Regions from separate parts of the Homo sapiens genome. Here region 2 is linked to region 1. The links are chromatin loops, found by intact Hi-C in ENCODE. Cell type or tissue: heart right ventricle. All regions are shown on one strand. Each heading gives the region's core, and the rest is flanking DNA. Links, peaks and the distances in the headings are about the cores only.

What was found. A loop is a pair of places that touch in the nucleus more often than their neighbours do. Peaks named below come from ENCODE experiments on the same cell type or tissue, not always from the same donor. Only the 100,000 strongest peaks of a DNase experiment are listed, where the experiment ranks them.
Region 2: it touches region 1 in a loop (2.1-fold over the local background); 12 of 110 quality-filtered maps call a loop at or near these places.

What each region holds. Positions count from the first base shown.
Region 1 is chr3:167,933,879-167,939,753 of GRCh38, forward strand. No RefSeq gene overlaps it. Among named protein-coding and RNA genes, the nearest start is that of GOLIM4, 160 kb to the right of the region's middle. In heart right ventricle, for the core only: no CTCF peak of the experiment used is centred there; a DNase peak (open chromatin) is centred at 2,323.
Region 2 is chr3:168,021,551-168,027,425 of GRCh38, forward strand. GOLIM4 (golgi integral membrane protein 4) reads right to left here. Exons shown (of 16, transcript NM_014498.5): 13 at 3,378-3,545; 14 at 2,976-3,044. Among named protein-coding and RNA genes, the nearest start is that of GOLIM4, 71 kb to the right of the region's middle. In heart right ventricle, for the core only: no CTCF peak of the experiment used is centred there; a DNase peak (open chromatin) is centred at 3,136; H3K27ac peaks cover 4,328 bases.

The sequences.
Region 1 (5,875 bases), core at 432-5,431:
CATATGCAAATTGGAATTAAATACAAATAATACGAATTTTACTTCTGAAACATAGCTAACAATGTTACATTGCAAAACTTTAAATTTTGAATTAAAAAGTAAAACAACACATTACAAATATTTAATGCTTATCTATTCTCAGATTTTAAAATAATTGTGGGTTCTAATTAACAGAATAACTTTAAAATATCACACATGACTAGTACACAGGTGAACCACACACAAATCCCCCTCATAAATGCAAGTTCAACAGTATCCATACTGATCTATGTCCTATCAAACATGATGAGTTCAGTGATCATGAGCTTGGATACCGTGGTATGTCAATTGTGATAATGGTTTCTAAATGTTTACTCCCATTTTCTATACTTTTTTGGCATTATTTTGCTGTAAGCTGGTAATCAACAGTTTGCACACTGGCATCAAATGCAAAGCCCACTTTGACACTTAATCATAGTATCATTTCAAATGTACCACATCGAATGTATGAGTTGGGGCTCTCCAGAGAAATGGAACCAAGAGGATCTATCTATCTATCTATTGAGATTGAGAGAAAAATTGCATTAAGAAATTGGCTCTCTCAAATAATTATTGTAGGGGACAGAAAGTCTGAAATGTGCAGGGCAAGTCAGGAGGCTGGAGATTCAAGTAAGGGTTGATGTTGCAGTCTTGAGTCCAAAGTTCTGGAAACTCAGGCAGAATTTTTATGTCGTAGCCTGGAGGCAGGATTCCTTCCTCTCTGAGAAACCTCAGTCTTTGCTCTTAAGTCCTTCAAATGATTGGATGAGGCCCTCCCACATTATGGAGAGTCATCTGCTCTACTCGCTGTAGATGCTAATTTTGTCTAAAAAAATACCTTTATAGAAACAACTAGACTAGTGTTTACTAAACAACTGGTCACCATAGTCTAGCCAAGTTGACATATAAAATTATCCATCACACTGAGTCAAAGAACCGTCTTGAAACAAGTATGTGGGAGCTCTATTTCTAATAGTCAAGCCAGGAAGCTCCAGAGTAAGAGTCTGTGATGGAATCTATGTTCTGCTACTTCAACTTCATTCAAGCTCAGTTCAACGACTGGAACAAAACTAAAACAAAGACTGAGAATTCATAATGAATTGGGAAACAGCTGAATATACAGATATTAAAACAAAAAAGTCCACAAAGAGTATCAACTTTTTCCATTGTATTTCATATTTTAGAGTATTCTAAAAAACACACTTGTGGATATAATGTAAAAAATATTTCCCATTTGCACATGATCTAGCAAATTATTAACCTTAAAAAACTTTACCAATATTTTTCCCATTAAAATACATTTACTTTCATGCTACAAATATCTGTTTTTCTGCTACAATGTAACTTTTGTCTGCATTATTATCTTTCATTCTATGTTTTCCAAAAAAACTTTGTATAAATTAGATTTGTTAAGCCATTATTATTATTTAAAACCTAATATTGGCTGGGCACAGAGGCTAATACCTGTATCCACAGAATATTGGTAGGCTTAGGCAGAAGGACTGCTTGAAGCCAGTTGTTCGAGACCAGCCTGGGCAACAAAGTGAGACTCAGTCTCTATAAAAGATAATTTAAAAAAATTAGCTAGCTGTGACAGCATGTGCCTGTAGTCCTCTATACATGGGAGACTGAGGCAGGAGGATTGCTTGAGCTGAAGTTTGAGGCTGCAGGGAGTCATCAACAGGCCATTGTAGTCAGGTTTAGGTGACACAGGGAGACCCTGTCTCTTAAAACCAACCAACCAACCAACCAACAACAATTAAAAAACCCTAATGTTGTTTTTTATTTCAAGAAGTGTACCCTGGTAGGCTTTTCATTTATCCCTTAGCAAAGCCCCTAAACTCACCTCACAACTATCCCGTAGCAAAATTCACTAAGAAAATTATTTCTTAGGTTTTGAATATGTTTTGAAACATATATTTTAAAAATATTTTCTTTAAAATGTTTTTTCAAAGAGAAAATCTGACTGTTTCAGCGTCTTTTTCCCATCCTGCATGAGAGAGACCAACATTACCTTTTTTAAAGGCTTTCAAGCAGAGATTACGAAGGATTCTTTCAGAGAAGAGAAGTTGGTAGCAGCCCTTGGGAGAAAGAGAGTCCCTGGATTCCAAATGAGAAGGTAATTGCAGGTTTTGTGAGAATTCGGAATTTATATCCCGTTCGCTTGCTAAAATCATGGAGGGTAGCAAGATTGCAGGAAGCACAGTGCCATGATGAACCTAGGAAGCCTAGACTCAAGACGACAAGGCTCTGAGCCTTGGCAAGGACACAGCTTGTCAAACCTTGGCAGAGATGCAGAAGAGCAGATTGCCTCCAAGGCAACATGCAAGTGTATCAGTGATCATGCCAGGGGAAAGAAACCAGAGGGACCTTGCCAAATTTTGTGGACCTCATTAGCTTCCCAGGACCTGTACGCAAACCTGACAAAGGACAAAGCAGCCAGTGATTAATAATATTGAGTTATCTCCCGTTTTGTTGACCAAATAGGGACTCCATGCAGAAATATGACTTAGAGAAATAAAGAGCTATAGAATTTGCAAGTAACACTCACCACACACTCAAATTTCCAAAGAGTAACAGCTAGTAAAAACGTTTCACATTCAGGTGATTTATAAAAGGTTTTTGATGCTATTGGCTTTGTGACAAGCAATTTCAACACACCCAGCTTCTAGACAAATCTTCGTAGTATTCATTCAATTATTTGCTCATTCATCAAAAGTATACTGAATTCCTTCTATGTACTAGGAATTGTTCTACATGCTGTTGATACAGCAGGGAACAAAATAGACAACAGCCGCTGCCTCCATGAAATTTCTATTTTAGTGGAGACAGAAAGAGACAATAAACTAAGGAAGTGTAGCTCATAGCATATTAGAGAATAAGTCTTAAATAAAAAAATAAAGCACTAAAGTGGAATCTGGGTTGTTGTCTACACGTTTCAATTTCAAGTGGGGTGGTCAGGGAGGAGTCCATTAGAAGAAGACTTTTGAGCAAAGCCTTGAAGGAGGTAAGGAAGCAAGCAATATGAATATCTGGAGGGAAACTGACCCAGGCACAGAGAACAGCAAGTATAATAGTCCTTGTTTGGGGAGATTTCCGCAATGTTGGAGGAAATGCAAAGCGGTTACTGTTGGGAGCAGAGTGAATAAGGAAAGAATAACTGAGGATGAAACCCCACAGGCAATGGAGGGCCAGATTATCCAGGATCTTTTAAGCCATTGTAATGATTCTGGCTTTCACTCTGAGTAAGGTAGAAGTGATTGGAGGGTTTTGCGCAGAAGAGTGACAGGATTTGACTTATGTTTTAAAAGGTCATTGTGGCTGCTGGGTTGTGAAGATACTGCAAAAAGTATTTTTCCCGCACAATGTCCAGCTGCAAGGAAGTAAAGTAATTACACAATAAAAGGAAGTTTCATGACTTAATTCCTTTTCTTCCCTGTTATTAAGTAAATAGTTAATGTTTATTCAATAAATATTTACTACAATTATGGATCCATTTCTTTCTTTTTCCTTTCTGATCCAGCAACACTGCCATTATTACCACTACCACCCAGATACAAATGTCATAATCTGGAAAATGGACCAGAGTGGCCAATGGAAGACTTCCTAAACATCAACCATATTTACACTCTTTAATTGGTTTTATAGGGACTTGGCTCTAAAATAACTGCTTCTGCAAGATAATGATGGTATCAGAAGTGTCCTGGAAAAAAAACCCATGCTCTAGGTTGTGGTGCTATCAGTGTTTACTGATGTGTCAGTAATACTGCTCACTGATTCCTTTTCTCTTTTATCAGTAAGTTATTAACTACAATGAGCAAGCTGTTCAAATAAATATGGTATTTTTTCTTCCTCTTTTTTCTCTTTTTATAACTAGAGTCACGAATATAGATATTTACTCATATTAATTTAATTTCTCAAGATTGTGTGTGGGAGGCAGCTAAAGCAGCACTAGAGGGAAATTTGTAGTGTTCAATGCTTGTATTAAAAGAAAAACAATATCTAAAATCAATAATCTAAGTTTCTTCTTCAGGAAGGTAGAAAAATAAAAGCAAGTTAAACATAAGAAAGGCTGAAGAGAACAAATGTATTTAATATATGTGTGTATATAATATACATGGATTATATATAAGGTATTTTATATAATGGTGTATATGTATTATATATGTATGTGTGTATAATATACATGGAATATGTGTGTGGGGGGCTGTGGGGATGTATACACACACACACATATATATATATATATATCCTATCAGTCTGTTCCTCTGGGGAACCCAGACTAAAACTCATGGATTACATATAGATTATGCTAATAAGTATGTAATATATAGTTATAGAATACATAATATGTCATTTATATATCATGCAAATATATATGTTTGTGTTACATATATATGTAGCATAAATTATATATATAAATATGTATATTTATATATAATATATAATATATTATATATATTTATATATAATATCTAATATATTATATATAAATATATATATTATATATATTATATTTTATATATTTATATATAAATATAAATTTATATATATTTATATATATTATATATATATTTATATATATATTTATATATATTATATTTATATATAAATATATTATATATATATATATATAAATATATTTTAAAAATAAGGAATTGTCTCACAGGTTATGAAGCCTGAGAGGTCTCATGATCTGCAGTCAGCAAGCTGGAGACCCAGGAGAGCCAATATTATAGTTCTAGTCTGAATTCAAAGGCAGGAGAAGACTGATGTTTCAGCTCCAAGACAGTCAGGCAGAGTGAATTCTCCCTTACTCAGCATTTTTGTTATACTCAGGCCTCTAACACATTGGATGAAGCCTACACACAATGGGCAAGGCAATCTGCTCTACTTGGTCCACCAATTCAAATGTTAGTCTTTTCAGAAATACCCTCACAGACATACTCAGAACAATGTTCACCCAAATATCTGGGCACCTCCATGGCTCAGCCAAGTTGAAACACAAAATTAACCATTAAACCATGTTTTATTGAACAATCTGCCCAGAATAGTAAATGAAATCATAGTCATTCAACAAATTTGATAAGTATTTAGTAGATCTTATCATGGATGTGTTCCCATTGTAGTCTCTGGGTTTAGAGTAGTGATTAAAATGGATAAAACCCCTGCCTTCATGGAGGTGACATTAAGAAAGGTAGTTCATATTTCATAGGCAATGACCTTCCTTCAAATGGTCTGTTGAAGAATCTCTAGGCCTTTGCAAAGTTGTCTCATTAGACAGCATCCAAGCATTCTAGCAATTTAGTCAATTCGTCAACAATTACTTGCTGAATGAATGAATGTTAACCATGTTCTTCTTTTCTCATTTCTGAGGCCTGTGTTGTATCTGTGTAGTCACATGAATGTGTCTTACATCTGTGAACATCCAAGGCTCAATGCTGACCCAGCTCTTGATGGTCACTGCTGCCATCCTCTAAGATCCTTGAAAGGCCAAAGGGATCTTGGTTCCCTGGAGTCCTCAGATTAGGAAAGACATTCTATATTTCATGCAGAAGTGGAGATGGGTAGATGGGGTTTGAGTGCACACTCCCCAACTCTCACTCTTTGATGTTATGCTATGAAACACAGGTAAATAGAAAGGGCTGATTCTTTCCAAATAATTTAAAGAGCTGTTATTATAGGTTTATGACAAAAATTATTTATAATACCTGAATTAATCTTCTCCAGAGAAACAGAACTAATAGGATAGATAGATAGATAGATAGATAGATAGATAGATAGATAGATAGATAGATAGATAGAGAGGGGATTTATTATGAGAATTGGCTCATGCAACCGTGGAAGCTGAGAATTC
Region 2 (5,875 bases), core at 435-5,434, 88 kb after region 1:
AGCTACTCGGGAGGCTGAGGCAGGAGAATTGCTTGAACCCGGAAGGCGGAGGTTGCAGTGAGCCGAGATCACCTCATTGCACTCCAGCCTGGGTGACAGTCAGACTCTGTCTCAAAAAACAAAAAACAAAAAACAAAAAAAAAAGAAAAGCTTCTTGACACGGTGATTCACAGGCTGGTAGTCTCATGTAGGTGTACGTACATATTTGGCCAGTGAAGGTGAACAAATGCCTTGTACTTATTCTCTTCTGCATGTTCAGATTAATCAGTTTTCAGTTACACTGAGGGAAATTAAAGTATTCTGATTTCTTGGTCATTTAATCTATATATTTTTGAACATGTAAGTAATTTTAAAGCTTACACGGCACTTTTTGGCAATGCCATAAATTGTCTTGTTTGCTTACAAGGCGATAAAACGTTTGGAATGTAAGCAACGTAAGGAAGGGATCATGCCTTCCATTCAAACAATCCCAAACAAGAAACAAGAAATGCTTGTAAGTCTTAGAAAGATAACACTACTGCACTAAGATAAAAGAAGGCAGAGTAGTATAAATTTCCTAAAATCATACTTCTTTTGGGTCCTCTTAGAGGCCAAGTCTGTAAGTTTGATGGGCTATACCTCTGAACAGGTGTGGCCCAGGCAAGAGGCAATTCTTCCCCAGGAGGAAATGCTGACAGAAATAAGTTTGTGCGCTGGAGAGGAAGGGAAGCGATGGCAGCCACAGGCCTTGCATTCTAGTGGTTAGCTGGGGCAGCTGCAAGACTCTAAGGTTAAATGGAGATTAAAAAAAAAAAAACAACAACAACAATAATGCACAGTTCCACAACATTTCATGGTTTTTCAGAGTGCTTCCACCAATGAGGTTTCATACACATATGCACTTATAAACAATGCAGTATGTGTTTCCATATTCTATGTTCCCCTTTATTTTTCTCATTTTGCCATAGTCTGACAAGAACTTTGTCTCTATCACTAGTGCTTAAATGGTATTTGGGAACCACTCTTCTCCTCTCTCAAGGGAAGACCTGGGAACGATGGACAGAGGTGGGAAGATGCAAACATTAATCATCTCATAACCACACACAAAAATACAACACAACATGAACAAGGGACACTCGGGGGCAGAGAGGAAAGTTTACACTGGGAAGAAAAAAAGGCACGTGGGACTTCCACTAAGAGCACATGGAGCAACAGTTCTCAGTGATGGGGTGGTAACCTGGAGCACATGCTGGAGGAGGCCTGAACACTGCTTTAAGAATTTTTGGCAGGGAACCAGGTAAACCGAATTAGGACCTGGGGCCAGGTGCAGCAAGAGGAAGAGTCCTGTCAGTCCAGCAGATCTGAAGGGGATGACTGGTGGGATGAGGAGCAGTTGCTGAGTTTAGGCAGCACTCAGCCAGGGCAACCTCCTCTGTCTTAGCACCATTTCTCCTTTCCTCTTGCCTCTTTCTTCTCTTTCTACTCTTGATTCCTCTTGGATCTCAGGATTTCTCTCCTGTACCTTAACTGATCATAATATAAAATTGAAAAGGAATCAGTAAACACTGGTTAAAATTTTATGTTTAATCTTCTGAATTTTTAAAAAAGAAGCCAAGGTGAACTTTTCTCTTTTAATCCCTCAAAGATTCCTAGTATTGGACATAATAAAACAAAGTGGTATTAGTCTAGACATCCTGTTATATGAGAAGCCTGGATGAATATCTTTTTCTTGCCCAATGTCTTAATATTCAAGGTCACTATTTTCTCTGCTGCTCTCTTTCTGACAAGACAGCCAAGGGTCTTGATTAGGATGAGAAACCAAAGAACAAAAAGATCAAGCCAGTTAAAGTGCATGTTATTAGAAATGTTGCCAGTGACCTTAAAGAGCAACATCCTTTTCTGTTTTCCTGGTATAAGCACAAATTTTATCATCAGCTCTGAAAAGCTTACAAAATCAGTAAGAACAAGAAAGCAGACCTAGTCGAGGGAACTGTGTGTGTGAGAGCACAGCTCATGATTTCTGCACAGGATCTCCAGTGATGGGGTGTGTCTGTTCAGTCTGCCATATGTCCATCCTCCCATGGGGTTCCCCATAGGGATAAAACCACACATTTGCAAGACACCTGGCTGAGAAGCAGCTCTGAACCAGGGTTTTAATTTGGGAACTACTTACTGGTCCATAATGAGACTAAATACAGGGTCTTGGCCTAATTTGTATCAGACTCTTAAATATTGCAGTTGTTTATGCAGCGGAATGCTGTGATAAAACGGCTACAACAAGCAGCATTCACCAATTACACCACATGCAGCACCACAATAATCAACTACACCGTAAGCAGCACCACAATAAACGCTACTTATATCTAATTAACAACAAGATGCCCGAAGTTTACAATGAAAAGCAAACTAAAATATTAAGAAACTCTATCCAAATGCATTTTATTCAGCTGAGCTCTTTACATCTTTTTCCTCCTCTTTTATTGTTAAATTTAATTAAGATACTGAATTCTTAAGAAGGAAGAGGCCAGAAGGAGAGACTGTAAAATTTACAAAAATGTTTGGAGGGTGTTAAGTGGATTCCGATAGACACTATGGGGTATTCCTGTGAGGTAGGCACTGGGGAGATGCCTGAAGAGAAAGTTACAGGGGCAGTCCAGATTCCCTCAATGTGCAGAGGGAGAGAGGAGAAAATATTCTTACAAAAGATTGCACAAATCTAAGTCCACCATTCCTGGAAAGCCAAATGCCTTCTTAATTCAAAATTTCAGGTGAGAACCAAAGAGATGGATTCTATTACCCTGCTTTTGTTATCTTCTAACCAAATGTCTCCAGTGCCATGATCCATTTTTGCTTTAAACCACCCTTTCTTATCCTGCTTAAATTTTTCTGAACATTTCTGTGGAAGGCATGTCAAAGTCAATACTGCTGAGGTTTGTTTAAGGTTAGTGTGTGTGACAGACCAATCTGATCAGTCTCTGGGATTCAATCCTTACTACCTCCTCTTCTGCCTCTTCCTGGTACTGTTCATCAACATTGTCCTCCTGCTGGTCTGGATTTCCTGCCATCTGTTGGAAACAAAAGGGCAGGTTCATGTTACTGTACATCAGAGATGCCTTTTACACAGTACTCTGGGACAAAGAACAAGCATGCCACCATGAAAAGGGCACTTTCAAAGCGTCTGTGGCCAGGAAATGATGAGTAATCATTCCCAATACAAAGCCCAGGATGTCCGTTACCCTCTCTCTCAGAGTACAGGCATATCATGTCATAAAGTGGCCTAAAAACCACCGAAGTGGCAAACCTTCCGTCAATGTGGAATATGACTAACCTTTTACATAAACCAGATGTTTCTTAAAATAGCCCAGTTAAATCCACCCTTCCTCGTGGCATCTGCTTACCACCAAATGTTCCTCCACTTCTGTATTCTCTTGCTTTTGATTACTTTGTTTTTGCTCTTCATTTTCATCTGGCAAATTTTCTTCTCTCACTTGCTCGGCTTCTTCAAATTCATCCTCACCTTGATTATTAGGGTCATCTGCTGGGTTTATATCTTCTACAGCTGCCCTCTGTAAAATTTTAATAAAAAGCAACTATCACTTCAAAACTGAGGATCAAGTTTAATTTCATTTGAAAAGGCTGCCCACTGGCAGAAAATGAAATTGTCCTTCCCTCAATTGTTCAGATCTATCCTTGCCAAGACTCACAAGAATCAAGCATCACACTGTCAAAAGAGAAAACTCCTGCTTTACTTGTCAGAGGCTTGATGAATCAGAATGAGGTTCAAATAGCACTTCTTTCCTGCAAGTGATTTCAAAATAGTTCTCAAAACTCTACTGACACAAGTAATGTGAACAGAACTGAATAAACAAGAAAATAATTAATAAAAGTCAGAGGACCAAGTGACAAAAAAAATACTAATTTAGGTGGGGGATTTAGATGGGCAATTAACTCTTTTTGCTATGTTGATTTTTATAGTAACTTCCCTGTGCAAGCAATTTTTAACATGTCAGCAGGTGAAAAGTTGTTGATGGGAAAGAAGGCCCATACCAGAAAGGACCCATAAAAAGGATACGAAAAGGAGACAAGAAAAAGGCTAATTCAAAAGGAAATGGTCATTTTCTAGTATGGATCCAATTTCTTTATTAACAATCATTCCCATGAAACAGAGAGATGCTGAACTGGCGAGGGATGGGAGTTAAAAAGGGCTGAGCTACCCAACTGCCCAATAGGGCAATATATTATGAAAAATGTCCTCCCAACTCATCTCCCAAATTACTGTGCTCAACAAAGGCCCTTCATATTATCAACTTTAGAATTATTTCAATTTTCCACTTAAGCTCCCAAAGCACCTTCCAAATAATACACATCCTAATAAAGATTTAGATTTTAGAGCCTGAGATGGAGAGGAACAGTGATGCTTGTCATGAGCTTCCCCAATCACTCGCAGGTCATCAATAGGACACTTACTAAGCTGTAAATGCTTCTAAGAGACAGTAAAGCCACAGAGTAGGATTTGGTCTCTATCAGTATTCTCCAGACAAGATTCTACTTCAATTCACTTAGGAGTCTTGAACATGTTTGAGAGTTCACTGCCATCTCAGCTGATCTATTATCTGCACATCCCTGGCCATGAATGTTACTCCAGTGCAAATGACACTATTCTTGGGAACGTAGAGACTACCAAATTACCACCTTCACACTAAACTCTAATTACTCCACAATCTCTTGTCATATGGATTTTCTTTAGTGCACTATCAAAAATTTGTATGGAATTACAGGAAAAATGTAACATATTCTTTTCAGAAAAAAGTACCAAATATCTTTTGCAAACGTTCATAAAATTGACTAGCTCAACTCCGACCACGTAACAGGTATGAATTAGCAGGCACAGTTGTTACGTTCAAATAAAACAGAAAGAGAGGAACAAGTGGGATTAACCATTTCTAATTAAAAGGAAGAATGGTACAAAGGCCAATGTTTCCCAGCATGTTCCCCAAAACAAACAAACAGATGACAGGAAAGTAAAGGATCATATAGTCAAGAAATCAAAGCCTACAGCAGTTCCCAAACAAGTGACTGAAATGCCCTTCCTCCCACCCCATGCACATTTGCAGGCCTTTGTACACTTGCTTTCTTGCTCTCTCCTGGATAGTCTCTTGCTCTCTCATATGTTTCTGCTCTCAAGTATTAGCCTTTTCCTGAAAATATTTCAGGACTAGGTTCCCTGGAGCATATTTTCAGAAATCTTGATGCAAGGAATGCCAGGGAAAGGTGTTCTGCCACATCTCAGTGCAAGTTAAGTGGAAAAGCTGTTTCCAGCAAAAGGGCTTTAAGTAGCTAGCAGGATGACTTTCTTGATGATTAGCAAGGACATGGGTCCTCCTTTTAATCAGGGCTCATGTGACATAGCACAGACCGACTGTTATAAACATGGTAGTTGATCTATTAGCAAGAGATGACAGGGCAGCTAAAATAAGCTGTAAAAATCATCTACGCATACACGCAGGAACAGACTCACTAAACATTTGCTTGCTTCACTTGTAGGCAGGGCCAAGGATCTAGCCCACCCAGCTGAACTAGAGGTCTCAGTCTTTTTTGGTAAACACAAACAACAATGCTGGTTATTAGATGTCTACCTACTTATATTATAAATTTTCTGTACCATTGCATACCTGAACAACTCTTCATGTCTCAGACCACATATCCTTATCCATATATTTATTAAAATGGTCACTAGACTGCTAAGAGATTACAGAGAGTCACACAAATACCTAACACTCTAGCAGACTGCTCAACATGCTCAGGAAGGGTTAGTTTCCTTTCTCTGGTCCCATCTCCAACTTCCACACTTGCCTTTTATTCCTCCTAGCTTTCAGAGTTACTACATATTTCAGTG